Regions from separate parts of the Mus musculus genome. Here all the other regions are linked to region 3. A link is a loop called in an ENCODE intact Hi-C map of the cell type or tissue named here. Cell type or tissue: heart. All regions are shown on one strand. Links, peaks and the distances in the headings refer to the core of each region. The heading gives the core; the rest is flanking DNA. Region 1 overlaps Cacna1c (calcium channel, voltage-dependent, L type, alpha 1C subunit). Region 2 overlaps Cacna1c (calcium channel, voltage-dependent, L type, alpha 1C subunit). Region 3 overlaps Cacna1c (calcium channel, voltage-dependent, L type, alpha 1C subunit). Region 4 overlaps Wnt5b (wingless-type MMTV integration site family, member 5B).

What was found. A loop is a pair of places that touch in the nucleus more often than their neighbours do. Peaks named below come from ENCODE experiments on the same cell type or tissue, not always from the same donor. Only the 100,000 strongest peaks of a DNase experiment are listed, where the experiment ranks them.
Region 1: a loop joins it to region 3, with 2.9 times the contacts of the local background. A loop is called at or near these places in 11 of 42 quality-filtered maps.
Region 2: a loop joins it to region 3, with 9 times the contacts of the local background. A loop is called at or near these places in 28 of 42 quality-filtered maps.
Region 4: a loop joins it to region 3, with 4 times the contacts of the local background. A loop is called at or near these places in 2 of 42 quality-filtered maps.

Annotation. Positions count from the first base shown.
Region 1 is chr6:118,643,098-118,650,688 of GRCm38, reverse strand. The region is part of intron 29 of Cacna1c (calcium channel, voltage-dependent, L type, alpha 1C subunit); the gene reads left to right. Among named protein-coding and RNA genes, the nearest start is that of Gm38887, 51 kb to the right of the region's middle. In heart, for the core only: a CTCF peak has its summit at 3,849 (motif pointing left); DNase peaks (open chromatin) are centred at 3,818 and 5,628.
Region 2 is chr6:119,100,043-119,107,633 of GRCm38, reverse strand. The region is part of intron 1 of Cacna1c (calcium channel, voltage-dependent, L type, alpha 1C subunit); the gene reads left to right. Among named protein-coding and RNA genes, the nearest start is that of Cacna1c, 4.7 kb to the left of the region's middle. In heart, for the core only: a CTCF peak has its summit at 3,164 (motif pointing right); a DNase peak (open chromatin) is centred at 3,213; H3K4me3 peaks cover 676 bases; H3K27ac peaks cover 270 bases; H3K27me3 peaks cover 750 bases.
Region 3 is chr6:118,919,116-118,926,706 of GRCm38, reverse strand. All of the region lies in intron 3 of Cacna1c (calcium channel, voltage-dependent, L type, alpha 1C subunit), which reads left to right. Among named protein-coding and RNA genes, the nearest start is that of 4931430N09Rik, 43 kb to the right of the region's middle. In heart, for the core only: a CTCF peak has its summit at 3,649 (motif pointing left); a DNase peak (open chromatin) is centred at 3,656; H3K27ac peaks cover 349 bases.
Region 4 is chr6:119,441,280-119,446,279 of GRCm38, reverse strand. The region is part of intron 3 of Wnt5b (wingless-type MMTV integration site family, member 5B); the gene reads left to right. Among named protein-coding and RNA genes, the nearest start is that of Gm40397, 24 kb to the left of the region's middle. In heart, for the core only: CTCF peaks have their summits at 1,946 (motif pointing right) and 3,344 (motif pointing left); DNase peaks (open chromatin) are centred at 1,959 and 2,309; H3K27ac peaks cover 625 bases.

The DNA of each region.
Region 1 (7,591 bases), core at 1,042-6,041, 280 kb after region 3:
TATGGTGATAATAATTGCGTGTCCCTACCTCCAAGAAGGAAATATGCTCTTTATCATATACATTTCCAAGGTCAAACCATTAGGGGATAAATTGTGCCCTGGCCTGGAGAAGACCAAGTGGTTGTGGCTGTCCTCTATGGGACCCACAAGCATTGCCACCCACGTGTTGTCCTAGTCCAGGTTCCATGCTTGAGAACACAGAAGCATCACGCATAGCATCCTGAGCCAGGCCAGGAGAGCGGGACCGCTGGGCCTCAGCCTCAGTTCTCAACCTCTAGGGAGCTGTCTTCACTTTCAGTTATCCCACAGTGGAGTCTGGTATGTCCCTGGTATCATAGGCAATCTCCAGAGCCTGCAGTCTCTAGCATACACAGTGCATCAAGTCACCTGCTCTGGGAAGCCCACGAGATTGACATTGACCTGAAACACATATATGATGTATCCTACCAATGAAGGAACAAACCATTTTCTAAGACATAACCAATTAGGTTTCCTACTGTCATCAATGACTGTTTTTCTGTCCTGAGAAGACAGGGTGAAATATGAGTGATTTTTCCTGGGTACAGAAGAGAGCCATCTCACACAGCGAGATAATGGCAAGGAGATCTCTTCTGTGAATTCCTCAAAAGGAACCCCAGCAATAGAGGAGTGAAGACTATTAGTGTGGGTGACCAGAGACAGTTGACTAGTTAACTGAGGAGAGGATAAAGTGGAGCCTGGTCGCCTACACCCTCATTAACTGTATTCTTCACTGATAAACAAGCTGGAAAATGTGGCCTTGAATTTTCAGGCAGCATACCAATCAGAAATCCTCATCACTCTGGTAGAAATACCTAACTCGAGTTTGCCCAAGAACCATGGCATGAATGGCTTCTATCAGACCTGAAAGACTAATGGCTTCTGGACTTCTACCTTCCCTGACTGTGTGGTGTGAGTGAGTTCCCTGTGAAAGGGCAGTCAGCAAGAACGGAGAAGGCGGATGTGTTAGTCAGCCTGGCATTATAACTATAACGTGCCTAGAGCAACTTGCTTGCAACATAGCTTTGGAGGCTTGAGTGTAGAATGCTCTCATCAGTGCTTCCAGAGAGAGTGGTAGATGGTGGCAGGATTGTGTGTAGGAGCAACACACTTGCATCTGTAACCAGGAGTCAGCAACGGAGCAGGCTGGAATCCTACAATTCTCAGAGAGTAGGCCTTCAGTGATCTACTTTCTCTTCCCTCCCCTTCTCATTCCTCTTCCCCCTCCTTTCTTCCCTCCCTCCCTCCTCCCTCCCTCCCTCCTCTCTCCCTCTCTCCTTCTCTCTCCTCCTTTCAATAGGCTTTATTTTTGGAAATTCCACCCTCCTCCTCCAATAGCACCACCCTGGGGACCAAGCTTTTAACACATGGTCCTTTGATGGACACTTAACATCCAAACCACAGCAATTGGCATTACTCATAGTTCAGACTATGTCCTCTGGAGCTGTCCCTGATTTGATTTTCTATGCCATATCCTCTTCATATCTGATTGGTTGATGGGTTGATCTATAGACCCCGCTTCTTTCTTCCGTTTTCTCTACAGTGATTGATGCTGGTGATCTTTTCTCATTCATGTCTGTTTTCCTCACTACTCTATGTAAAATGAATTTACTCAAGAAAACCTCTGCCCTGAATCCAGCTGCTTAACTCCATAAAACCATACTATGTTCATAAAAAAAAACCTATAAAAAATATGAGGTGTTAGTATACACAAACTTAAAGACTCTCTGCCTCCCAGAGCAGCTTGGGGAATGCAGGGATGATCCAAGGAAAAGGGTTGGTGACTTGAACCCCTCACAGGATGCCAAAGGAGTTCTGTCCTTAGATGTAGGGAAATTAGGCAAAAGACACTTGCATGATAATTAATTCTGCATGCGTATGCAGTGCAAGTTGTGGAAAGGTTTGTTTGGAGTGGTTAAATAGTTTTTTAATTAGATTATATTCCTATCATAACCTGAAATGTCAATAATTACAGAAAATTAAGATAATTTGTATGATAAACACTGAAAAAAGTCCAGTGTATAAAAATATAGCAAAAAGAAAACTAAAATTTTATATCAATGATTAAACAAAAATTAATAACACAAGGGATGTGTTCCCAAGCTGGAAAACTCATTGCTGAGACACTACTTCCCTGCAACATCATATATAGATTCAAGACAATCCCAATTAAAATTCCAAAGGGACCCTACTCCAGAAAAAAAAAAAGCAGAAGACAGGGATCTACACAGCAGACCAGGGGCTGTTAGGATGAACCTTCAGGTTCAAGGTTTCGCCCGTGTGGGCAGCTCTGGCTTGACTATGGAGGGCAGCACAGGGTCTAGTGAAGGGCAGTGTAGCCACAGATATTCCAGTCTTAGCAACAGGACTGCGTACCAGGACATAGTGTGCCTTGAATTTGCTATTGACAGGTTTGGCAAGAACAACTCAAAACAATAATAGTCTTGAGTTAATGAGTTGATGAACCCAGGGCTGCAGCACAGTAGGTCTAGGATGGCATGAGTGTCCCTAATGGGAGACTTTTCACCACTGCTTCCACAGGTTCTTAGTAGGACTGCTAGTCCTGAAACTCACTCTACCCTCCATGGCTAGAGTCATTGTCTTCTAGAAAGTCCCTGGGGCACCGAGTAGGGGACTTAGGGATCCGAGTATTGGTTGCTTAGTAAGGAGTAGCCTAGTGTAGGAGAGAAAACGTTGTCTACCAGAGCCTCCTGGGAACTCAGCAGTCTAGAGTAACGTCAGCATCGTGCGGACATATTCGATGATGAATCAGTCAAAAGGACAAAGAGAAGGAATGAAAGGTGGCTCCAAGCTCCCTGACTTGCCCCTCAGGGACTGAGCCAGTACAACAGTTCATTGACTTTGAGGAGAGTGGGGAGAGGCCAGCCTGAAGGGGCTGCAGAGATGGATTGGGTTTTAAAAGCTATTAAAGTCTTGAACAGGCAGTGTGGACAGGAGCTCTGTTTTCGTAGTCTGCACTACATGTGGCCTTCCTAAGTAGATGCTCCAGGAGAGCTGCTCTGGACTCTCGTCTTCCCAGAGAGGATGTGCATGGTAAGCTAACAGGTGGGGCACTGGGGAGAAGGAACTGGGGGGAGGACATCTGGAGGCTAACAGCTGGCATGGCCAAAACAAGAGACCAAGACAGAGCACGATGTCTCAGGCTAAAGGGCTGTGTGAGGGATGCAGCTACAGAGAAGTAAGGGAGAGGGAACAGAGACCCGGAGCATGCACTGCTTGTCCTGAGAAACAGGAGGGGACGCTAGATGTTCAAGTCCCCTTATTAGTCCCCTCTGTGAGTAGTGAGTGGTTCAGAGGACTATATTTCCTCATAGTCATCTCGACCCAGACAATTTAGTCTAAACGACTTCAGGAGTAAGTAAAACGTTTTCTTTTAAAACTTGAATTAGCCTCTTTTTTAGATGAGTGGTCTTAAACCCTTTCTAGACTTACAGTTTATATGTCATGATAAATATTCTGTAATTCATATTCTATTATTTTAATTCCAAGACATTCAGCATAAAATGTTGAAAATGAGGATTTCTTAGCCATAATGTAAAGGGTGTGTATAGTAAAAGACCCACAGAAGTTGAAGACAACAGAAGAGCAAAGGTACAGGACCTTGGACTAAAAGCCAAAGTTACAGCAGGCCAGTTTTATTTGTACACGGTACCTACATACGTGTTTCTCAGAAGACATGTGGTTACATCACACTTAAGACACAGCTGCCCCACACAGCAGGATATGTGGTATCCCTAAATCTGCAAAGCTGGCTTGGTCACCAGGACCCACTCTGTAGCTCTACCCAGTTCCGCAGTGCCCCCTGGAGGCCGACCAGTGGAATAAAGAGCAGGGTGGAACTTCATAGAGCCTCTTAACTGGATTTAGTTGAAATCTGTTTACCTTAGCTACTAAGAATCAGTGTCTTTCACTGTCAGTGAAACCCATGGGACCACAGACTCACCACACATGTCACTTAAAGAAATAGAAACGGAAAAGAGGAGGGAGAGAGACTAGGACATGCCACAGCCCCTTCTGCTCCTCTGGCCTCATTAGGAGAGCCCAGTGGCCTGTGGGTGTGCAGCCAGCCCCGGCTTGCTTTTTAGCAGCTGATTGGTAAGAAGGCATTCCCCTGATTATTGTTTATTTGTGGTGTGCCCACGGACACCTGACGTGCACAGTGCCCAGCAGACAGGCACAAACGAGCTCCTCAGGAGGGGCCTCCTCGCCACAGCGCTTGTACCCAGAGATTTGCATATTGTTGCAACGTTGTGACAGGTTTCTTTCCTGCATGGTGCTTTTACCGTGAATGATAAAAAAATAATTATATGACTTACATAAAGCCTTAGTGTGGGAAGGGAAGTATTAGCTATTACACTTAATTATTTAATGTGGAAACGTATTCACACTGTGTAAAAGCCCAGTGGGAAGGTACACTGTGGTTCCCTGTCTCTGATCCTGCCACTGGAAAAGAAACTGAAGGCATGAGAAGAGGGATTCCCAAACCCAGAGGGTGTTGAGGCAGGAACTCAACCCAGGCAAAGCAGTGGCCCTCCTCCGCAGGAGGGGCCTTCCGTGAAGCAGGAGCCATCATGAGAGGAGGCAGTCATGGCAGCCACAGTGGGCATCAAGCACTCCCTCAGATGCAGACCTTGCAGTACCTGACACTGCACAGACTTCATATTCCCACAGAGGCACACGCAGTTGCTATTGCCGTGTCCTATGTGAGTGAGCTGAGGCACTGAGAGGTTAAAACGCTTGCTCTCGGCTCTCAAGCCTCATCTCTGAAAGCGAAAGCAGCCCACCATTATGTTTGTGTCTTATTACAAAGGCGGTGCTGGTGGCTGGATCTAATGGTCTTCATAGCATCATGGCTTTGCAGTCAGGCACACATGGGGCGAGCTGATGAAAGAAAGATGCTAAGCCGGAAGGAGCATGTCTTGCCTGGGTTGTGAAGGCTTCCCTAGAGCCTGGGCTATCACACTGTTTAGAGATCTGCAGCAAGACTAAGCTCTTTCCCACTCAAAAAGGGCAGCCTGCTCTTCCAGTACCCACTGGCATTGCTGCCAAAGCCTCTCACTCATAGACTATAGTGCAATGTGTGCTTGAACCTGAAGCTCTTTGCCATGGCTGGCTCCAGGGATACAGCCTTCAGCACTCCAATCATGTCTTTTTGCATAAATCTGTTCATTTATTCTAGCATGGGTAGGGAAAAGCAATAATGTGCTCCTCTAGTCTACCCTGGCACAGCTAAGGCAGAGGGGGACAAGCTCCTGAGTCCCCTGAAAGGAACTTAACCCATAGCCCCAAATTCCATGTGCTCTAGTGAGCGGACCACGAGCTTTGGGGATTAGTTTCAGGTCTGTGGACTCCATCCTCGCACAGTTCTAGGTGCTTGGTGGCTCAGATCATGTGTGATGAGATAAATATATCGATGCCTTAGAAATTTTTCCAATGGAACTCCAGGACAGGTGTCTATGAAAAGCACACATTCCCAGGTCTACGTGCTCCTCTGACCATCCTCGGAGTACCCTATCACTATCCCAGCCAGTGCCTCCTCAAAGCAAGGACGCGACCCTGGCCTGCTCTTGCCAGCTGTCCTACAGTGACCGGCGTTTGCTGCAGGAAGCTGTCCAAAGCTTCTGAATTAGCACAGCACAGGATGAGCCTGATGGAAACACAGAAGTCCTCGCTGCCTTGCAGGCTGTAGATCATGAGCAGCTGCGTGCTTGGTTATGCCTTCTCCATTAGACGCCGCTAATCTCCATGATTAGTTATATCTAAGTGGCACCCTGATGTAATACGATTTATATTATCTCTGCTTGGTGTCAGTTAACCGTGGATTCCATGATATTCCATAAGATCAGCCCTTCACAGACACACTGAGGCTTTTACTGTTGCCACTGCTGTTTCTGGCTGGATTCGGCACCTCTTCCCAGTTTATCTAGTTTCCCGCCTCTCAGTTCCACATCCCAGGACCCAGAAAAGCGAGTGGTTCTAAGAACAAGGCTCAGCCTTCCATTATGCCTGTCCCTCCACACCACCTCACAACCTGCTCTGTCCAGCTCTCCCCAAACACTTCCTCCCCCGAAGCTAAGAACCTCGACTCTGTTTGGGGACCCCAGGTTGGGTATAGACCATGTTTCTCCCTCTCATGTTAGACCCTGCTTTGCAAGGAGGGTTTGGCCACTCCCTCTGGTCTCATGTTGACTGGTGTTCTTTCACCTGTCGTGGTTCTGTGGTCATCCCAGAGTCCTAGAACCCAACCTTGAGTACCTCACATTCAGCCCCACACCCAACTTCTCTCTCCTCCTCTTCCTCTTTCTTTTCCCTCTCTTTTTCTCTCTGTCTTTTTTTTATCATTTCCTTGTTCTCAGTATCCCTGTCTCCTACCAGCCATGTGTTCTGTGACTCCCCAATCCTGCTACCACCCATGTCTTCTATGTCTCCCCATGCTGCACAGTCCCCTGTTTCCCATCAGCCTTAAGTGACCTCTTTGACCACTACCATGCCCAGCTCTTGTTTTTCACATTATTGCAGTGACTCCTGAATGTGTTTGCCATTCACATCCCATGGGGCCAAGTCTTCCCTTGCCCATGTTTTGTTTTTAACTTATCTCTCTGTCAGCATCTCACATCTAGCCTCAGCTCAGATCTCCCATAGCTTTCCTGGGTGTGCTTTTGTGCCCCTGGAATAGGCAGAAGGTATATCACCTTCCACATCAGGTACCAGGAAGGTCTTGGCTTCCTCCTTATTTCTTTGCTTGGCTTTGCTGGACCCATATAAGATGATGAAGGTGGGCAGGAAGGAACATAGAACACAACAAATAGTAGGGAGGGCCTAATTTTCTATGAATAAGTATCATAACATTGGCATACTAATGGAAGTATACACAGAGGGATTTGTGGCTTCCCGTGTTACCACCATCTGTTGTGAGGTTTGTGCCTGTCCTGATAGAGGAGGCTTCTGGTTGGGGCAGAGGAGAAACAGAATCCAGAATTCTGCAATGGTGTAGACCTACAACCTCTCCTGCAGTAATCTTTCTCTCTATATCAAAGATGGAGGCCCCCTGCCCCGGAAGTCCAGCACTCTTCTCCACAGCTTCTAGCCCAGGGAAGACCACATCTCCTCTCCTTGAACAGTTGTTTCCTAAGACCTCTGCAGTGTGCAATCTATATGAACTTGAGTATAATAAGATTAAGCCACGACAACCTGCACACTGTCACAGTGTCAACACTGCCTGCCTGACTGCTCTAAGAGCATCTCAAGAATAGTAACCAGATAGATGGTGAGCAGAAAGAGCCTTGGCCAGCCCAAGAAGCTTTCCCTCTTTCTGTTCCTTCTGCATGTATTGCTTCTAGATGCCTCGTGTTGATTTCTGTTTGGCTCAGCCCCACATGACCTGTGGATGCTACTTAACAATGAGGCAGGCAGGTTGACTCTAGTAACGATGACAAAACTAATATGAATTTAGAGCTCCCTCCAGATTACTGGTCTGAGTGCTTTGTATGTGTGGTATCTTGTAAACGTCACCTTAATGCTAAGATCAGCCCCATTTTCTACATAGGAAAAC
Region 2 (7,591 bases), core at 1,117-6,116, 180 kb before region 3:
CTGGCCACGGCGAGCCGAGGAGCCGCTGCTTCGGGGTCCCTTGCTTTGCTGGGGCGCGGCAGGGAACGCGCGCTCTCGCGCGCACCCCTACGGAGACCAGCCCCGCGCCGGTGGCCCCCCAGGCTGCCCCACGTCCACTCTTCCCGACGCCACTTCCTCGGGCAGTGCGCTCCGGGTCGCGGGTGGGGGTGGGGGCGGGGGCTGCAGCTGTGCGTCTCAGCGCGCCTCCTCTCTCCAGGCTCTCAGGCTCTTCGGCTTCTCAACACCGCCCACCTCTCCACTGCCATTGACCCCGAGCGAGCCCACGCCGGGTGCCGGGTGTGTTACTGTTAGCACCCCAGTGTGGACTCGCACCTGAGGATGGAAAGCGGTTAGAAGCCTCAGTGATGTGTGGGCTTTGCTTTTCCATGTTTTCAGGGAATCATGAAAGGGTGTGACTAGCTCTGAGGCTCCATACTTAGTGTTCTCTAAGCATCTCCATCCTGGGCATCAAGTGTCATCAGCTCCCCTCTAATGGTGAATGGCTTTCGGGTAGCTCCCCACTTCTTGGAAACTTTCTCCCTCTCCTCCCCAGTCCCCATCGACAAGTTATTATTTTTGACATTGCTTAGTGGTTAAGGTGATCAAGCTGAAGTGTCTTGCAGTCCCAAGATGCCCTTTCTACGGGCTCTCTGCCCCGTTGCTTGACTGTTCCCTTTCTCTTTCGCCTTCAGCAGCTACCGTTGCTCTTCCACATTGTGTCTTTCCTTGCCTTGCCAGGGTACTTCTTAGTGACTCTCCAGAGCCTTGCCTTGTGGAAGTAATCTCCAGGCCTGATACTGGTACCCAGCCCCTTCTTCCTTTTACCCTTTTGTCACCATTTGGGGAAAGGGCTATTGCCTTTGCAGATTAAGGCTGCCGGGGAGCTGGCTTTACAGCTGGTCTTCTTTCATCTGGAAGCAGCTGGCTTTCTGCTTTCTGTCTTGGGTGGCAGCATTGGGATTTTGTCCTCCTTAAGAAGAAAGACTTGTCCAGGGTCATGGGTACTAGGTCTTTTTATGCCATACGGGCAGCCTGGATTACCTGCCCTTATCCTGCCTCTGTCCTCAAATCCCTTTCCTAGCTGATGGAGTTATGGTTGGTTCAGGAGGAGGAGAGATGAGACATAGAGGAAAGGGTGATATTTTTGTAGAGTGGGGGTGGGCTAGCTTTTTCAGGTTCTGCCCATGCCCTCAGTCTAAGCAAGTTGGCAGAGGAGAACCCAGCAGTATTGTCCCATCTGTCACTACCCAGGGCAAGACATCTTTGTAAAACAGGTATGCCCATAGTTGGCATGGTCTCCTAGTAGTGTAGGGTAAAGCCCTTCTTAGCTTACTTTCTTACTCTGCTTCTTTTCTCTTGCTACTTTGCTTCTCGATGGCATCCCTAAGCCCCTTGCAGGGAGCAGGCATTCAATGCAGGAGCAATAGCCCTACAGGTTCTGGAGAACGATGTAGGGGGAAGAGGAGGCAGCGGTGGCCAGGAACTCTATACCTTTCCAGCAGAGAGCCAGCAGACACTCTAGAACCTGGATGGTCCTCTCCCTCAGAGCTGCAGTGGTTACATAATTCACAGGAGCACTTTCGCCTCCATCCCTAGATGCGGTTCTTAGGTAAAAGAGCGCCAGGGTCCTTGTCCCCCTCTGCCTCCCACCTTCTTGCTCTTGATTGGCTAGGCTTCTTTTGAGGGAGGGTTGGGGAAGGTGGCAGAGGTGGGAAGGACAGACCTGGAGGAGTGTGAATATTTACAAGAAGTGGCTGGCTTAGTAACTCCGTGGCGGAGGAAACATAGTTGGGGGCTAGAGTTTCAGAAGGCAGGTCTTTGAGAAGAGGAGCCAAGGGATGACCTCAGAACAGCAACAGTGACCAATCAGAGTGGAGAACCAAATAAGTTGCCAGGTGGCTGTTTTCTTCTCTCCTGACTGGCTTGCAAGAACCGAATGCACCTCCTTCTCACCGATTTTCAGTGGTGTATGTGCACCTGTGAGCTGAGGGGCGGACTGTGGAAATCCGAGGCCAGCACCGTGAGACAGCCTAGAAGCTGAGGGAAGGAAGGGCTCTGTTCTCAGGCTTCAGGCTGGAGGTTATATTCGTGCAAGCTGTGCCTCACTTCTGTTACCCTCTCTGGTCCTATTCCAGCCTTCTACTTTTCTGGGTTGATTATCCAGTATAGGCTCCAGCTAGCAAGTGAAATTTCTTAATAGTCAACCATTTAACACAAAAACCCCAGAATGTCCCCTAACTGCCAGAGACAAGGCAGAGGGGAGGGGAAAACACAGTGTGCTTTTTCTTTAAACTATTCAGCCATAGGGGGGGGGGATGGCAATTATCATTTAAAATATGGTAATAATACAATGATCACAGCTAACTCTTTTCAAAGGGTCCGAGAGCCGCCCCTCAGCCTGTGCAGCTTATGAGAAGGCTTCTTGACATCGGCTTCTCCATCTCTGCAAGTTGCAGGGAGGAAGCTGGAGAAAGGAGGCTTTTTTTTTTCATACCAAATGCTGTTCCTGGGAATGGCTGGGTGCTTTTCCACCAACACACTGTAAGGGAATCACTGGTTATTTTCTTCCATAGAACACATGTAATGATGATTAATCCATAGAACACATGTAATGATGATTAAACGTGTGCACACCCAGAGAATTAGGGGAGCCTCTGGAAGCAGATCACATAGGACTTAATACACCTCACCCCGGGTGTTATGCAAAGGAATGTTGACTATACACTCTCCTAAAATGGTGTGTGTGTGTGTGTGTGTGTGTGTATGTGTATTAATCTCCTATTAAGTAGAGACTCATTCTGTTACAGTATATGCCACAAGAACAACAGTGCTTTGTCAACACAGTGGTAAGCCAGTACCCCTGCCCCAGCTATCTTTTAGAGTCTTGGAAAAGATTTAGTATTTGTTTAATCACCTCTTCTACTCCAAACTGCTTTTGGTGGGCTTGTCTGTGGATAGGGTATATTAAAGGAGCCAGCCGGAACACCAAATGGAGGGCTTCGATGCCGTGCTGATCTTTGGAGTCTACTTCCTAGTATAAGTATGGCTCACTGCAGGGGTCTGGTTGTATTATTGACAATCATCTTGCAGGTACAGACTTCTTAGAACCATCAGTACATCTTACTTCTGCCTCCACCAGTAGGTGGCGCTACAGGGCTTACGAGTCAGGCCATGGGCTCCAGGGAGGATGGAGAACCTGTTCCCTCATACCCTGGTGCAGAGGACCTTAAAGACCACCGTATGTCTCCATGGCACTAGTCACCCGAGGCCTTGTAGGATGAAGGACTTCCTGAGTCCCTGCATGGATCTGCCCCTTTGGATTGTTTGAGTACCTTGCACGTCCTTACTGCAGACTTCTGTTGACCCTGGATGTAGACAGCATCCCCCACAGAGCCTCGAGGAAACCTTTGGATGGCCACAAGCTAAATTCCTTCATGCTTTGAAAGGGCTAGTTCAAAAACTAGTAGGCCCACTGTCCGCAAGCTAGACAAATCTGAGATAACCGGGAGATGCTGTGGGCTTGCTAAGTCCATCAGCAGCTCCACAGCAAGAAGGCATTTCCTTAGCCTTGCTAAGGGGAAGACTAAGAGCTGTGGGCACATTTCCCCATTGATTTCCGCCTCAGCCATCTTCTGCTAGGTGGTGACAGGAAGGCCCCAGAGACCAAGGCAGGAAGTCACTGAAGTCCATTCTGCCACTAACTGCCAGTTTCCAACTCCTGATGCTTTCTTCTGATCTCTGTTGCCCCAAGTTTTGGAGTCATTATGGCTGGTTCCATGAGGACTGAAGAACGTAGCTAAGAAAGAGTGAGAGCGGCTGGTGGTGCGGCCTTCGTTTTACGGTCGTTGTGGCAGCCTGGTGTTACAGCTCTGGGCCGTGTTGGAATTACTGCTCAGCAGCCAGCCGCACCAGCTCTTTCTCGCTGTCTCCTGAAGAATGGAGAAGATGAGTTTATTTCCAGAATAAAGTAAAGAAAGCTCCTGGCCTGTTGGGGAAACCTGGCTGAAGACTGATTAGCAAGACAGCCAGAGTTTACTCTGATTTTTGAGTCTATCTTCACTGTTGCTTAAGTTAATGTTAGGTACCATAGAGGATAGCATGACTGAATCAAAAAGCGAGGCATGGGGAATTGTTTAGCAACATATCGGGTGCTAAATACTTAGCAGCATGCTAAACATTCTGCTAAATGAAATGACATTCAGAGTCCTGGCTGTCAGCATTAAAGTAATTTAGTAAACACTTGTTTACTGTTCCTTAAGGTTAGGTACTGAATAAAATGAGTAGTAGTGACAGGACCAGTGACAGACGCCCTCGGGGAAAATGAGACTTAGTGCCATTCCAGAGACCAGGCTTCAGCTGGGCCCTTGCAGATGTAGCAAAGCAGGGAGGACACGGTGATCTGTGGGGCTGCTCACCCTCGGCTGCGGTTTGCTCCTGTCTGCGTTTAGCTGATCCCATGTAGATGAGGCCAGGAGGCCTCAGCAGACCAGAGCCGCTTCCACAGTTTGGAAACTCTTAGAGGTAGTCACTTGTCATGGCAACAAGTGGAGTGGCTCTGACTCTGCGCTGTCCCCTTGTCCTGGTGAATATGGGGCTTTGGGGACATTCCAAGGCTCTTCTAGAGTTCCTGATGTGCGTTATGTGGGAGAGGAATCCCAGTGGGGTGACTGGGGGCCCGAGGGTCACCTCATAGAGTGTGCCGTTGTGAAAAGACTGCTACTTTAGAAAGTCAGGGTCCCAAAATATTGACAGCAAGAGACAGGAGGCCCTGCTGGCCATGGTGTGTGCAGGAGCTTGGGGAAGATCACAGGGCACACATTCTACCTGTGGACTTGGAGTTAACTTAAGAATGGATTTAAGGTTCTACAAGAGGGGAGGTTTGGGCCTTGGCATCTGAGAGCCAAATGAAGGTTGAAAATAGACTGCTTCTTCCCCAGAGAACGGAAAGAATAGTTATGATGGCTTTGGACAGAGGATAAAGAAAGCAGGGGTGACTGGCAAACTTGGCCTCTCTGTTTCTACCCTTGCAAAACCCCATAAAAATCTACATGATTCCTTGACTGCTAGATGGTCTTATGCTGTGTGCTTGTGTGTGTGTGTGTGTGTGTGTGTGTGTGTGTGTACACACAGGGACAGGAGTTAGAATTTCTGAATCCATGTTCTTAGAAGGGCCTGTCAAACAGGGAATGAATAAGACGTCTTTTCAGAGTTTACTTTCTAGGTTCACAGTATTTGATGGGCAAAGGGACCTCATGAAATTTCTGTTTTCATTTGAGCCTTAATGGTCCATTTGGGCTGGATGTATTCCATTTCCTGCCTTTCCTGGACCACTCTGAGGGAAGAATAAGCACCCATGTTCTTTTAGGGTTCCTGGTTGGGCTTTGTGCAACGAACCCCTCCACCTCTCCCTCTTCTTGGGTCTCCCGCCTCCGCTTAGGTACTGACTTCAATTAATGTTGAGGCATTAGATTTTAGGAACAGAGTTGAGAGGGGGTGGGAGGTATCTATCATTGGAAAGGCTTCAAAGCTGTTTTTGTTTGGGGACATCCCTTCTGCGCTGAGCTCTCTTGGGTTGCAGAGGTAGAGTACCCGAGTTAAAGAAAACAACACGTCGAAACAATGTTGACAGCATTTCCCAAGTGTTACAGGAGGCCCGAGGTACTCTGGAATTTAAAAGATGAAAATATAAGATCAAACAAAAGAGTTTGAGTTGGACTGGCTTAGACCTTAATAATCAAGGAAGAAGTGAATAAAACCAAAAACCAAAAACCAGAAACCAAAAACAAACCAGTCAAGATCGGTCTGGTATTTTGACATTGAGTTGCCCTCTTGACAACTGTCAGTATAACTGTTGGTGACTTATCAGTAAGACGCTGGGGCTAAGGCTCCATCTGTACTGTTATTCTAACTTGGGGATCAGGACCTGGGGTGTGCAGGGGTTGGGAGTTACCTTATGGGGCCAGCTGACATGTCACCTTCTCACAGACACACACACGGTAGCCTGCCTTCAAGTCCAAAGCCAAATGGGCCCATCTTTGGATGCTCAGACAACGTACAGATAGAAGTAGACTACTTAAGGCTATGCTCTCCTTTCCAATGTCGAGTTCATCAGATCTTGTCACCACTGCCCTGTACAGAGGGACAGACAGCCTGGAAAGAAAAAACTTTGTTTCGAAAATACACCATGCTTTTAGAAAATGGACCAAGTTCTTCTTTTAATTGGCAAAAGTCCTGGTTGGTTGTAGATAAAGAGACACTTATTAAATGGGGGGAAGGGCTTAAATGTTCCATCTTAAGTTACGGGATTAACTTTTTAATTTCCTAAAATAAGAATAGTTTCAGCATCAAAGAGCATGCTGGGATGTGTTTTGCATCTACTTTGCAACATGCTTTTCTAGTCTTTGCTCCCAGGATCTGTTTTAATTTTTTATGTAAGGGGGGAATCCTTGTACTGAAGCAGTCAACCTTTTTATATTTTACCACAAGCCAGGGGTATTACCTAATGGTCACCGAACACCTATCATGTTCCAGGCACAATTCTTGGAGTGCCACTTGCTTGTGCTTAGTATAATTCATCTTTATAATAGGGTGGGTATATACGCTTCCCCCAAGGTTGAAAACTTTGTTGGGATTTAAAAGTAAGACAAATAAAAGTTGTTCTATTACTACTCCATTGTCAGCTCTCACTTAAAAAATATCTGCAACAATCAACTTCTACAGAGGGAAGGGTTATCCTGTGGCCGTCTCAGAACTCTGTGATCTCTGTGGTCTGTTGACTTTGGGGCCTGTGGTGAAGCAGGACATCATGGTGGGGAGTATGTGTAGGAAAAAGGATGCTCACCTCGTATCAAGGAGAAAGGAAGGGGTTAGAGTTCCAGTATCCTCTTCAAGGGCCTGCTTCCAATGACCTAACATCCTCCCACCAGGCCCCACCTCCTAAGGGACGACTGCATTTATGTGTGGCTGAAGGCTGGTAGTATCCCAAGGCCTTTAAGGGATATTTCAGATCGAAATGACAGCAATTCATGTGGGGAAGAATTGGGAGAGAAATCTGCTCCCCACTTTGGGGAAACATCTGTATCCCCGGGGAGCCACCCTCAGACTTGCTTTCGTATCTTCTGTGAAAGAGACGTGGATGAAGAGCTGAAGGCTGGGTCTTCTCTAACAGGGGCCTTTCCCTGGCCTCTCCTCTCTTCAGCCTGTGTTCTGGCTAGTGACTTTGTCCGGTTTCAGTTCAGTTAGGATTAGTTCTAAGGCCTATGGAAGTGTGGCCTTGTTCTAGCCTGTTTTTGAATAGTTCTTGGTGACCCTCTGGGGCGACAGGCACTCTCCACTCTCTAGCAGGCTTCTAGTACATTTGCTTGTCCTTGCCACGAGCTCCCCGACATCATACGTCATATGTATTTACTTACTTAATTTTATTTACTTGTTTATTTGAGACAGGCAGGCATAGACTTGCTATGTAGCTGAGGCTAACTTTAAGATCTGGATCCTTCTCCCTGTATCTTTCAAGTGTTAGGATTGCAGGCATGTGACACTATGCCCGGGGATTTATTTTTAAATAGCAGCT
Region 3 (7,591 bases), core at 1,376-6,375:
TAAAGGTCAGGGGATGCCCTGCGTTCTGGTATTAATGGAAGAGAATTCTTTTGAGTGAATCGAACAGATGAGAAGATGCCAGAAGCAGGATGGCAGATAAGAAGGACCCCTGTGAGCCTTCATCAGTGATGGGAGGCTGTTGACACAGCAGTCTCTCTGGCTTCGAGGTGGATTTTCTCAGAGTGGCCAGAATCGGGTGTCACAGTCTTTGACCTATGAGCTCCCTAGCAGGTGGCGGGTGGCAAGTGCACAGAAGAGTTACCTAACTCTCAAAATCCACAGAGCAGCTCTTTTCTGAAAGCATTGCCCAGGGGTGGTCTTGATTTCTTTGTTGTGCTTTCTTTCACTAAAGGACTAAAGGACGGGACAGCGGATAGTGTATTGCTGCTCAGTTCCTTAAGAATGTACTGTGGCTAGCATTTGCCAACAAATGTTGATAGTGAATTTCCCTTATACCTCTGTCCTAAGGGCTTGACAATCCCAGTGGGACATTAAGCAGATTTAAAATTCTTGTTTTCTGGGGAGAAAATTCAAAGTTGTGGGGGGCGGGGTCAGGGTCATATAAGCAATTTGAATGCTGTATGGTTGACCAGTATACAAAGGAGACACCAGGATACAGATGCAGGGAGTGCTACAGGAGCCTCCCCCATCCCCCCACCCCCTCCGTGGCAGCCCTCCTGCCTCAGCTGGGGACACAGGTGTGGACACTATTGGTGGCTTGATTTCCTGGTTCTTTTTACTCCTTTCTCCCTTCTTCCCCAGGAATGCTCTAGGGTGGGGAGAATCTGAGAATGGATCCCCTTCTCGCTTGGCTTCTTCAGGGGAGAGAAAGAGCCAAGAACCGAGTCAACCTCTTACATTAGGACTGCGATCCAAACATCTGTGCTTTCACGGTTGTCTCTGAGGTAGTTCTGTGCAGAATACACTTCCACAGAAACTTTGCACTAGAAATGAATGTGACTTGTTTGTCCCTGGGATTTAGGAAGATTGAGTCCACAGAGCCAGCACCCTGAGTGGTTGCTTTGTCCCCTATGGTCCCCCTTTGGTCTTACCATGAAAAGCTTGGTAATTCAATGGCCAGGTGCTATTGACAGCGACCCTGTGGGATTTTTTTTTTACATTAATATTTCTGATCTGTGGTCAGGCCCTATAACCATCCAGGCTCTTTAAACAAGAATTACCAGACCCTCTGTCTGATTTGGACCATCTGGCTTCGGGTCACCTGTAGCGTTCATTGGCCACAGGTTCTTGGTGGCTCTGGGCATAGCTGGATAGTCCGCGTTTCTAACCAGCTTGTGATCAGGCCGAGCGGCTGGACTCAGATCACACTGCTTGACTAAGTTGGACTCTCCACAGACATGACCTGGGCATCAAGAATCTCTTTAAATTCCCCTGTGACTCCAGTGACCACCTGTTGCTAAAAAACCATTTCAAATCACCAACTGATCACCTCGTCTGGTATGCATTCTGTGGTCTTGTTGTTCAGGGTCTGTGTTGTGAGTGACAGGACCTCTAGAAGTTCCATTGCTCATGAGAGACCAATGGGAAGAATTAGGATGTCTATGAATTGAGTTTCTTTGATTAAGTATGCACCCAATGTGTCCCCTATGGGAAGAGAAGTCCTGGATAGTGGGCAGAGTGATCATGAGCCAAAACAAGAACTAGCTTGCTCTCTTGTTGTGCTTGGTGGCAGACAGACTAGAGGAAGGTTATGTGCATCTGAAATAAGAGCTCTCAGCGGTCAGCAAGTGGTACCTCTCCAGGAGAATGTGTCAGGCCATTGTACCTAGTGGTCATCCTGAGTTTTCTTGACTGCCTAGCGATGGCGTAGCTGGAGGCAGGAAGCCAGCTACCTCCAGAAGCAACATTAGAGTTATCAGAAACTCAGTTTTTAAATGAAAAGCTACAGGTCAGGCATAGAGAAGAACTAAAATATCTAATAAGTGTGTGCTCGCCTCAACCGTGTTTCTCCGAGTGTATTTAGACCTATACTGAGTATGTGCAATGTGCCTGCAGTGCTGGGCAGTGAGTCCCTGTCATTAGGGAGACATCTGTGCTCACAGAGGCTGCTGACCTGGCCATGTGGGTGATGCTCCAAGGCACCGGAGTCCGTGAGATAACGTCTTTAGGATCCTGAGTGGTTAGCCGAGATACTGTTTACAAAGGAGCAGCTCTTCTCTTTTGATACTCTGTGCTCATACCGAGCCCAAGCGACTCTTGACCGGTAAGAGGACATTTGTGTCGAGGCATATAGAATCACTAAACGCTTGCCTTTAGAGGTCACCCAATCCAGGCCATTTGCTCTGAGCAAGAAGATACCAAATCTACACAGGGTAAGCTATAGATGTGTGGCTATATGTGTGTGGCCCTCTGGCAGTGAAGCTGGATGCCAAGCAGCTTCCCTGAGGACCCACCCAGTCCTTCACCTTCCTTGCCACCTTCAGAGAAATGAAGCCAGCTCAGGAAACGTATCTGGGTCCTTAGGACCAGGGGCCCTCCCTCTGAAGAGTTAATGTTTTAATTGGCCCAGCAGAGCTGAAGTCTGCATGTGGGTAAGCGAGCACAGGTGGAGAAGCAGCAGCAGAAGAGAACCTTCTGGCCAGCACCTGCTACCTCAGCAGATGCCACAGCAAATGGGGACTGGGGACTGACTGTGACCAAGGGGAAGGGAGGGATTCAGTGGCATTGTCCTCTGGGTCCTCTATGGGCAGCAGGGCAGATGTATACTTTTAGAGAGGGATGGGCTGACTTTTTCTGCAAACCCCATGATGGGGCATTCCCTGGGGAAGCCATGGGTCAAATACCCTAAGAGAAAAGGCTGGTGGGGGATAGAGAAATGGCTTTGCAACAAAGAAATGAGCTGGGCTGAGAAGTTTCCCCACCTAACTACCCAGACCTGGGAAGGTGACCGCAAGGCAGGGTGAGATGCCATGGAAGCTCTGGTGGGAGTTTGGTCAGTTGGGCTGTCCGTGGGGAGTGGCCAGAGGAGCTTGTGTGCCTGACTTTATTAAGGAGACCGGCTCAGGGCTGTGCTCCCAGGGCCCCTCCTGCATAACTCGGGGTTCCTCTGCCTAGTGTCACGAGGAATGAGAAAAGCCGAGAACTTGAAGCAGTGTGTAGTTTTGGCCTTTTCTGGAGCAGCTGCCCCTGCTACAGGGGTCTGAGGAGAACTCCAGGACCTGGATTACAGTATGAACTGTGTGTGGCAGTTTTCTATGGGGTGCAGGCCTGCCTTGCCGACTCCTGTGAGAGAGCCTTCTCTGGCCTGCGTGAGTCAGGAGATTCATGAAATAAAGGGGTCTATAGACTGGATTTAAGGCCCCTTGGTTTGACCAGTTGCCAACCATGCGCACGAGACTTTTAAGCAAGGGAATCCCACCTCCTCTGCGTTATGAGGTAGTACTGAGTGTTATCACAGAGTGGGTTCACAGACTGTGCAGTAGCTGAAGCACCTAGGAATGTGTCTTGTCCAAGAGGCTCTTAGATGGTAGCCATTATGAAAACAAGAATACTTTGTTTGAAGAAAAAAAAAAGTAAAATGGAAGTTATTTATGAGGGGTCTCAACGTGGAACCGGACAGGGAATTTTCAAAGAGCCCTTGGCTCCCCTTGTAGCCCACACATAGAACTTGCCAGCACCACCTACTGGTAGCCTGTGGGAACTGCAAGTCCCTTCAGCAGGGGCAGGACAAGGTGTTGGTGGAGAGGGGAGGAACCTGGTGGTTTGCACCCCTTTAGATTACTTGAAACGGGGGGGGGTGCATGTAAAGAGGTTAGAGTCTGGAGACTTTTGGTCTTGTTCTCCGTGTAAATAGATTTTTATTAAAATGTGTCACTTGGCTGGCAAAAGCTGGACACAATGCCCATGGCAGCATTTGGCAGCACTTTCTCAGGATAGCCCTGGCTATCCTGTCCCAGAAGCAACGGGGGTTCCAGAGGCACTGCTCACCTCCATCTCAACTGGCCTTTGTTTTCTTCATGGCAGTGACACACAAGCCAAATGAAGAATGGTCCCATTCAGTCTCCTCCCCCATTCAGTCTCCTCCCCTTCCCCCCACCTCTCCGCCCACACTTTCCTCCACCCTCCTTTTTCCTTCTGCCCTCTCCCCTTCTCCCTCCTTCCTCTCCCACTCCGTTCCCAGGCTCCCTTACTTCTTCCACCGTCTCTCCTCCCCTCCCCCCTGGCTCTCCATCCATCCGGTCGGTCTGCTCTCGTTCCCTCCCTCACACCTCTTCCACCATGTCTTATCTGGATTCTCACAGCCACCATCAGTCAGAGATCCCTCACATACACACAGCTCCACTGGGTCTTCCCAGTCTGCTCTGCCCCAGCGGCCCCTTTCACAGGTGCATCTCCACTCTCACCCTCCCGCCCTCTTCTTATTTTCTGCTAGCAAACCCCCAACACCTCAAACTATTCGCTTGAAATTCCTGTGCAGCCCTTCTTCCTCTTTGCCTAACCCATCTCAAATGCCTTGCCATTACCACCTCCGGCACCCATTAAAGTTTCTTTTAGAGTTAGTTCTTCCTCCAGGGTGCTTCTGTGGCCACTCATCAGCCCAGCACCCTTACTGTGGTCTCAGAGCCCCTACTATGCCTGTCATATGTCATGGGTGGCCTTTCTGTGTACCCTTGTCTCTCTTCCTAGCACAAGGGAGTTTTTTGTAGCTCTCTTTACTCCCAGTTCCTAGCAGAATCCCCTAACGTAGTAACCGTTCACTGAATGGCTGTGGATCCGGACGATTCTGGCTGGCCTTGAGATGCTGAACAGGCAATAAGGGGGCAAGCGATATCAAGAGAATCTAGTACCTGCCGTGTGCTCGGGACAGACCTGTTGTGAGCATCGTGTGATGTAATGTGATCACACACGGATTGGCACTGCCAGTGTGGCAGGTGACTGGGAAGGGCCATTCCTTCCCAGAACCCACAGCCTGACCTCCGGGCATGTGTCCTTTCGTTTCTTTCTGATCATGCCACCTCCTTAGCCCCGTGATAGGAAACAGCCTCTGCTAAAACCAAGAGAATGGAAGAGATGTCACATGCCAGAGTGGCCGGGAAAATGAGGTTACTCATCAGGTGTCATCAAAATGGATGATCTGTTCCCTGTGCCTTCAGGACGGGAAAATGAAAAGGGAACGGGAAGGTATGTTGACAGATGGGGAGTGAACGCAAGTGTTTGTCCATGCTAATGGAGTGGGGAGATGATGGGCACGCTGCTCTAATGGGCGAGGAACAGTTACTCAGCTGTAAAACCCAGAGGCAGAAGACGCCAGAGCCCCTGGCTGCAAACAGTGGCTGAAGCATCCCCACAGCAGTCTAGTTTCACCCGCTCAACAGGGAGGTCACAGACAAGAAGGTGCTTAATATTTAGGGAAACTTAGCTTCCACATCGGCCTCTGTCTCTTTGGGAAGTTCAAGACTACTTATGGCACTGCCCCGAGACCACTAGAAGGCTGGAGGAAAATTTCGAGGGTCAAAAGTGAATCAGGCCCAGCTTTCCTTTCCACCCCAAGGTCAACCCGAAGTACCCTCAGCCGAGAGCACTCAGCCCCCACCTCCTCCACAGCGTTCTTCGTTCCCACCCTCTGTCTGAAGTTCCTTGTGACATGGAAGACCATGCTGATTTACTACCACAGCAAGATGGGGCGGGGGTGGGGTGGGTGTTGGCAGGAGGATGCTGAGTATAAATACGGAATCCACAGGGTGAGAGGGTGTTCTGTGGTCCAGTGGTAGGGACGTGTTTTCAAGGAGTAGAAACTTCTCTTCGTTGTAAGCCCCAGTGCTTTGACACTCATCAACGTTGCTTCCCGTGGCGCAGGTTCTTCCTAATCCTCCAGGGAAGGAGAACACATCCATTAGCTTCTATCTGAACCATCTCATCCCGGGTCACATGACTACGGAAACAACTCTGAAAATAAAGTGCTTCGTCTCCATCACCATTTGGCCTTGGGAAAGATCCCTGTTGGTGGTGGTGGTGGGGCAGATGTCTACAATGAGATGAAAGATGCCTGGATGGGAGGGAGGCACAAATTTCCTGGGAACCCCTTGGTAGTGTGCATTTGGGAGCATCCTAGAATGGCACCCTTTAGTCTGGCCCCTCAATTCTGTTAATATTTACTTTCCAGAGACAGGACACATAGCATGCGGGGCAAGGGGCAGTCTGAAAGAAAGCAGCCTGGGTCAGGGGCATGGCCTCATCCTAGCACTGTGTGGGCTTTGGGAGCTACTGGCTCTCAGATACTGTAGAGTTCTAAGATTGTCCTTAGCGAGCACGTGCACTAAGGTGACCCTTCAGTGTTGTTACTGTGGTTATTATTAATTCTTCAGAGACAAGGGGCCGTCTGAGAAAACGTGCTGTAACTTTTGCCTCCTAAAAGGGTGCACAGGTAGGGGAGTGGTGTACAGGATTGAAGCCAGGTGTGCATAGATCACTACATGGTTGTAGACTTAGTGAGTGATATTACAGTCTCTAAACACTCAAGGTACATCTTTGAGAGTCATGGGTCCTCTCTTCTTCATAGTCTAAATATGAACATACATAAGGATGTGCATTCATGTATGTCATGCATATGAACATTTCTCAGAACCGTCTGCATAGGCCTGTGTATATGATGTATATCCATCTTTTATATTTGTCTAACCTTTTGATATGTACAAACCTGTGTTGGCATCCTAACCTTTTCCAACAAACCCACATGTGTACACCCCATACACACGTGAGAAGGAAGACAGAGCAGCCAAACGGAGTTACCTTTTCCATTTCATGGACAGTAGTAGATCTTCCATCCCGTGCCCACTTCCTGGCTGAGCAGTGAGTACGGGGAGTGTACTGTGGTTACAGGGCAGTTACTTTGAGTAGATGTTCAGATGTGTTGTGATGTTGGGGCTTCTCAGGGTCTCCTTTTCTCATCTGAGGGGGACAGCAAACCCCTCCTGCTGCTCATTGGGTTGTTATGATGCTTAAATTAAGGGAAGCTTTGAAAAGACCTGACCTCATGCCTACCAGGTGTAAATGCCCAGCAAGGGCTACGGGCCCTTTAGCAAGGAGTAAATGGTTCATTCCATGATTCAAGCCAGAGTTTAAAAATTTAAATATTCCTGAGGTGAAAGAGGCTTCAATGGCCAGTATTAAAATAATCATTTTTTTTTTTGCCCTGGCATTGGGAAACTAAACAACCAGAGTCTAGAGTCCCCAGACTAAAAAAAATACTGGTCATAGAGCCATTTGCAGCCACAGGATTGGGCTTTGGTCACCACTTGTTTTGTGTGGGCCACAGTTGACTGTCAGTGAATCCCTGGTCCCTCCTAGTTGTCCTTAGATCAGCATGGAGGACAGCCACTCAAAGGATAAGTGGCTTTCCAGAGACTTAGCTTTGTGAGTTTGGAAGTGTGGGACCATAAATCCTATTTTATGTACTTAACCTAAAGAAGCTAAGAGAAGCCAGTTGGGGGCATCGAAGACTTCAGAGCTTTTAGTTTTGAGACTAGCCAGAAATGTCAAGGGAAGCCCATGTACACTCATCTTATGTGGGAAAAGAAGAAGTTTCCAAGGCTAAGATCAAATGACCAGAGCCTTTCATCCTAAAAAGGAC
Region 4 (5,000 bases), core at 1-5,000, 520 kb before region 3:
TAGCATGAACGAAAGCCCACACTGCATTCTTCCTAGGCTTGGAAGCATCCTGTTAGACAGGAGAGGGAGCCCCAGGAGGCTCTGCGTTTCCCTACCTCAAATCCTGGGGCTGTCTGTGACTCACTCTGAGAAGGAATGGAAAGGCTGAGTAAGGAGGAAGTTGGTTAGAAACCTGCCTGCCATGGCTGCCTTTGTCTCTCAGTGCTAGAAGGGCCCCTTTAAAAAAGTCAGAGGTGGAGGTGGAGGGAGAATATCCCAAATTGTATATTTAACATCTTTTTTACTTGAGCCCTTGAGCAAAAGGTGAAAGCTTGAGGCCAGGTTGGTAATAGCTGCCATTAACCAGGCCCAGCTCCAGGCCAGGCTTTCTGCCTTGAAAAGGGATGTGAGTACTAGTGCTAGAGGAGGAAGGTGAGAGGTAAGAGGACCACTGTGGGGGAGGGGTCCCTCCTCCTCCCTGTCCCAGCTGGTGAGATCATGGCTGTCCTATTGCCCAGATGGAGGTGTGAGTTGAGTCTAATTGTCTTAGGTCCTTTTGAAATGCAATTCTCCCCTCCCTGGCAAGAAATTGAGAAACCAGGCTGGGTTCTTATCTCCAGGACCATAAAAGGAAGGTGTTGGTAGTCTTGTCTCCCAAATTGTCCCTGGGCAGTGCCCCACTACTCTGCATTCTGGAGGTAGCTTCAGATAGGGCCTTCCCAAAGTAGGATTCCAGAAAGGTTGTTTAGGGTAGGGGATGGGTAGAGATTTTGACGTATTCTATTAGGACCCTGACACACAGATCTTTCCCTAGGCTCAAACTGAAAAATGAAAACAAGGGGTGTCTGCTTTGAACCCTGCCATTGCCTTTGGGATCAGCCCTGGCTATGAAGAAGGCATGAGCCAGTGTTCCGGGATGCCCTGAGGGGCAGTTTCCCCAGAAAAGCTGACTTGGGGTTTGGTGGATTTACTTAGCAATTCTTCAGGGATTCTCTTCACACACATCCCTCTCCTTGGCACAGTACCTATCCTGCTTAAGCAGTTTTGAGTAAGACCATGAGACTGGTCCAGGTGGGGCATAGCATCCTTCTTGGCCTGTTTCCCGTTATTCAAGGAATGAATGCTGGACAGACAGGCTAGCAAGATGACTCTGTCTGAAAACTTGCTTGCCCTGCCAGCGTGAGGACCCAATTTGATCTCCAGCACCCACACAAAAGGCACGAAGACCTAAATTCAGTCCCCAGCACTCACATAGAGAGACGGTGCGGTGATGCATGCTTGTAATCCCAACATTGGAGACGCAGAGACAGGTTGGCAGCCCACCCAGCTAAATCTGCGAGCCCCAGGTCCTTGTCTCAGAAAATAAGGAGGGCAGCTTCTGAGGAACAGCACACAGTGGGGTGAGGCAGTGTGGTGGGGAGCTGTACTGGGTGAATTCAAGATTGCCAACACCTTCTTTTTATTGTCTCGGAATAAGACCCAGTAGAATAGGGACTGGTTTGTCAAGGACTTCTGACTTCCACTGAGGGAATGTACATGCATCCACATGCATTGCACACACCTGAACATGCACAGTGGGGGGTGGGTGGTAGATACTGCTGAGTCTGATTGCATAGTGGATGGCTTGTTCAGGGCAGGGCTATTGGTCCATCTGGTTTTCGCCACTCTTAGTTGTTGTTGTTGTGTTTGTTTCTCTTTGTTTATTGTTTTAAGACAGAGTCTCTCTACACAACCCTGCATGTCCTGGAGATTTCTCTGTAGACCAGGCTGGGCTTGAACTCACAGAGATCTGCCTACCTCAGCCTCTCTAGTACTGGGATTAAAGGCATGTATCACATGCCCTGACTCCCACTTCTTTTTCTATAGCTTCCCTGAAGCCTCTCTATGTCTGAGAAGCCATGTCCTGGGGTAGCTCCTGCTAGGATCCTGGTGTCAAAAGGGCTTCCTTCTTCTGAAAGCTGCAGCACAAGTCATCCACCAGCAGAGGGCAGCAGAGCAGCTCAGAAGAGCAGCCTGGCTTCCAAAGCCTCTGCCCAGTGCTATGGCTTGCTAGCTTCATATCTTTGAGATGGTTTGGTTTTTCCTTTCATGTGTGACTGTTTCACGTCCAGATACCCTCCAAACACCCAACGCACACACACACACACACACACACACACAGAGTTTATCTAACCTGCAGTGGGGAACTGGTCCTTGCAGGAGATTTCTATGCAAGAATCTCTTTACCCCCCCACCCCCCCCCCCCAAAAGAATCTCTTACCCAAGACCCACGTGCTGCCCTGTGCAGTTGGCGCTGCACCCTCAGAGTCTGGCCACGCCCCTCCAGCAGAGGCAGAGCTGGTCCAGTGTGCTGAAGGACACTTTCAGATCCCAAGTCACCGGAAGTCAGTGTGTGGCACCTGGTTTATTATATTTAGAGACGGGCACATGGTTTCAAAAGGTATTTGGGGAGGGCTGATTAACTCAGAAGCACATTTACTAAAGACGGGTGGAAGAAATAAGTCAGGCATATGCGAGTTGGGAACGGAACACGTAAAAGGCATGTTTCTTGTTTTCAAACACTGGAGAGCTGACAAATGGAAGGGGATTAGGCAGAGCTGCTCCAGCAGGCAGAAGTTAGTTACAAGGAGGCGTATTTTGGTTTCATGTGAGGAGGAACTTTCTAGTGATAGAATCGTGGGGGAAAGAGAGAGAATGAATGATGAATGAGCTGCCCTGAGAGGCCAGCGCTTTCCTGAGGAGCACTAGGAGCCGAATTGCGTGGAGAAGGGAAAGAGACCCAGTGCTGGGGGTCTGCGGCTCCACCCTGCTCCAGGTGGCATGTTGGGAGCTGAGAGCATTTCTGAAAGGCTTTATAGAAATGACTCACTTCTTTTGGTATAGCATTGGAAATGTAAATGAGCTAAATACCTAATAAAAAATGAAAAAAAAAAAAAAAAAAAGAAATGACTCCCTTAGAGTACGGCCCAGCCTGCTTCCTTAAGAGCATATAATGGGCTGCAGAGATGGCTCAGCGGTTAAGAGCAGTGACTGCTCTTCCAGGGGTCCTGAGTTCAAGTCCCAGCAACCACATGGTGGCTCGCAAACATCTGTAATGGGATTCAGTGCCCTCTTCTGGTGCGTCTGAAGACAGCTACAATGTACTCATAGTAAATAAATCAATAAATCAATAAATCAATAAATCTGAAGACAGCTACAATGTACTCATAATAAACAAACAAACAAACAAACAAATCTTTAAAAAGAAAAAAGGAAGAAAGAACACATAAAGCTCTTTCAGAGGACCCAATTTCAGTTCCCAGCTCCTACATTAGGCTGACCTTTAACTACCTATAACTCCAGCTCCAGGAGATCCAGCGCCCTCTTCTGGCCTCTGGAGGCACTGCACACACATGCATATTTCCCTAAAAAGACATAAATAAATATATAATTAAAAAAAAAAAGTCAGCCGGGCGTGGTGGTGCACGCCTTTAATCCCAGCACTAGGGAGGCAGAGGCAGGGGGATTTCTGAGTTCGAGGCCAGCCTGGTCTACAAAGTGAGCTCCAGGACAGCCAGGGCTATACAGAGAAACCCTGTCTCGAAAAAACAAAAAAACAAAACAAAAACAAAAACAAAAAACAATGAATGTGGGGATACTAAATAGTCCAAGAAGCTCTTTCAAAGCAAAATGACATTTTGTTTGTTTTGTTTTTTTTGTTTTTTCGAGACAGGGTTTCTCTGTATACTGTATAGCCCTGGCTGTCCTGGAGCTCACTTTGTAGACCAGGCTGGCCTCGAACTCAGAAATCCCCCTGCCTCTGCCTCCCTAGTGCTGGGATTAAAGGCGTGCGCCACCACGCCCGGCTCCCACATTCATTGTTACAGTCAGCACCAAGGCAAGGGTCAACCGTAGCAGCTAGATCACAGTGGAGCCTCCGACTACTAGTTAGAGGTTTCGTGGGCTGCTCCTGTTAACAAAAGACCAGAGTGGATTTGCTGTTAGTTGTGAAAAGCAGTGTGGTCTGATTTCTGACATCACTGTGTGGTGCCATGGTAATCAAGAAGTAGAGCTCACTCCAGTCCTTTCCTTTAAGACTCAGTTTATTGTTTACTTGTGTGTGTGTGTGTGTGTGTGTGTGCCTATTTATGTGTGTCCAGAAGCTAGAGGGAGTCATTGGATCGATCCTCTGGGGCTGGAGTCACGGGAGGTCGTGAGTCACCAGACACGGGTGCTGGGAAACAAACTCTAGCCTTCCCCAAGAGCAGCAAATACACTTAACTGTGGAGCCTCCCCCCCTACCCCACCCCCAGCCTTCAGACCTTGTAATTCTGTCTGTCCATCCTCTGGGACAGCCTATGGTGTCTCCTTCCCATTGTAGAAGCATGGGACAGTCACAGACGGAAGACAGAAGATTCTACCTGGTACAATAACAAATGCAGGAGATGGCTGTGACCTGCCAACAACAACTGCTTCCTCAATATCTGATCCCACTCAAGTGTCTTTGTTATGTTAAAACAGCTTTAAGGGATACCATTCATTGTCGTATACAATTCACCACTTAAAAGCACACAGGTCAGTGGTCTTCAGGGTATTTGCTGGATGTACAACTGCGATCACTAATTCCAGGGCATTTGTATTGACCCTTAGCTGTCACTGTCCAACCCCTGGCTCCAGCCCTAGGCTACAGCTAATGTCTCTGTGGATTTTTCCCATTCTGGACATTCTCTATAATGGGATCAAGCAATACATGGCCTCTTCACTTGATGTAGGTATTTAAAGGTTTATCCACAGCATGGAATATATTAGTACTTCATCCCTGTTCTGTTAGTATTTCATGTATTGTGTTTAGCCATCCCCTGATGGATAATTGAGTTCTGTCTGTCTGTCTGTCTGTCCCTCTATCTCCCTCTCTCTTTGGCTATTACGAATCATGCTGCCATGAGCATCCACTGGGGACCATTTAGACACATATCTTTGTTTCCGTTGGGGGTATTTGTAGGAGTGGAATTTCTGGGTCACCTGGGAACTCTGTTAATTTC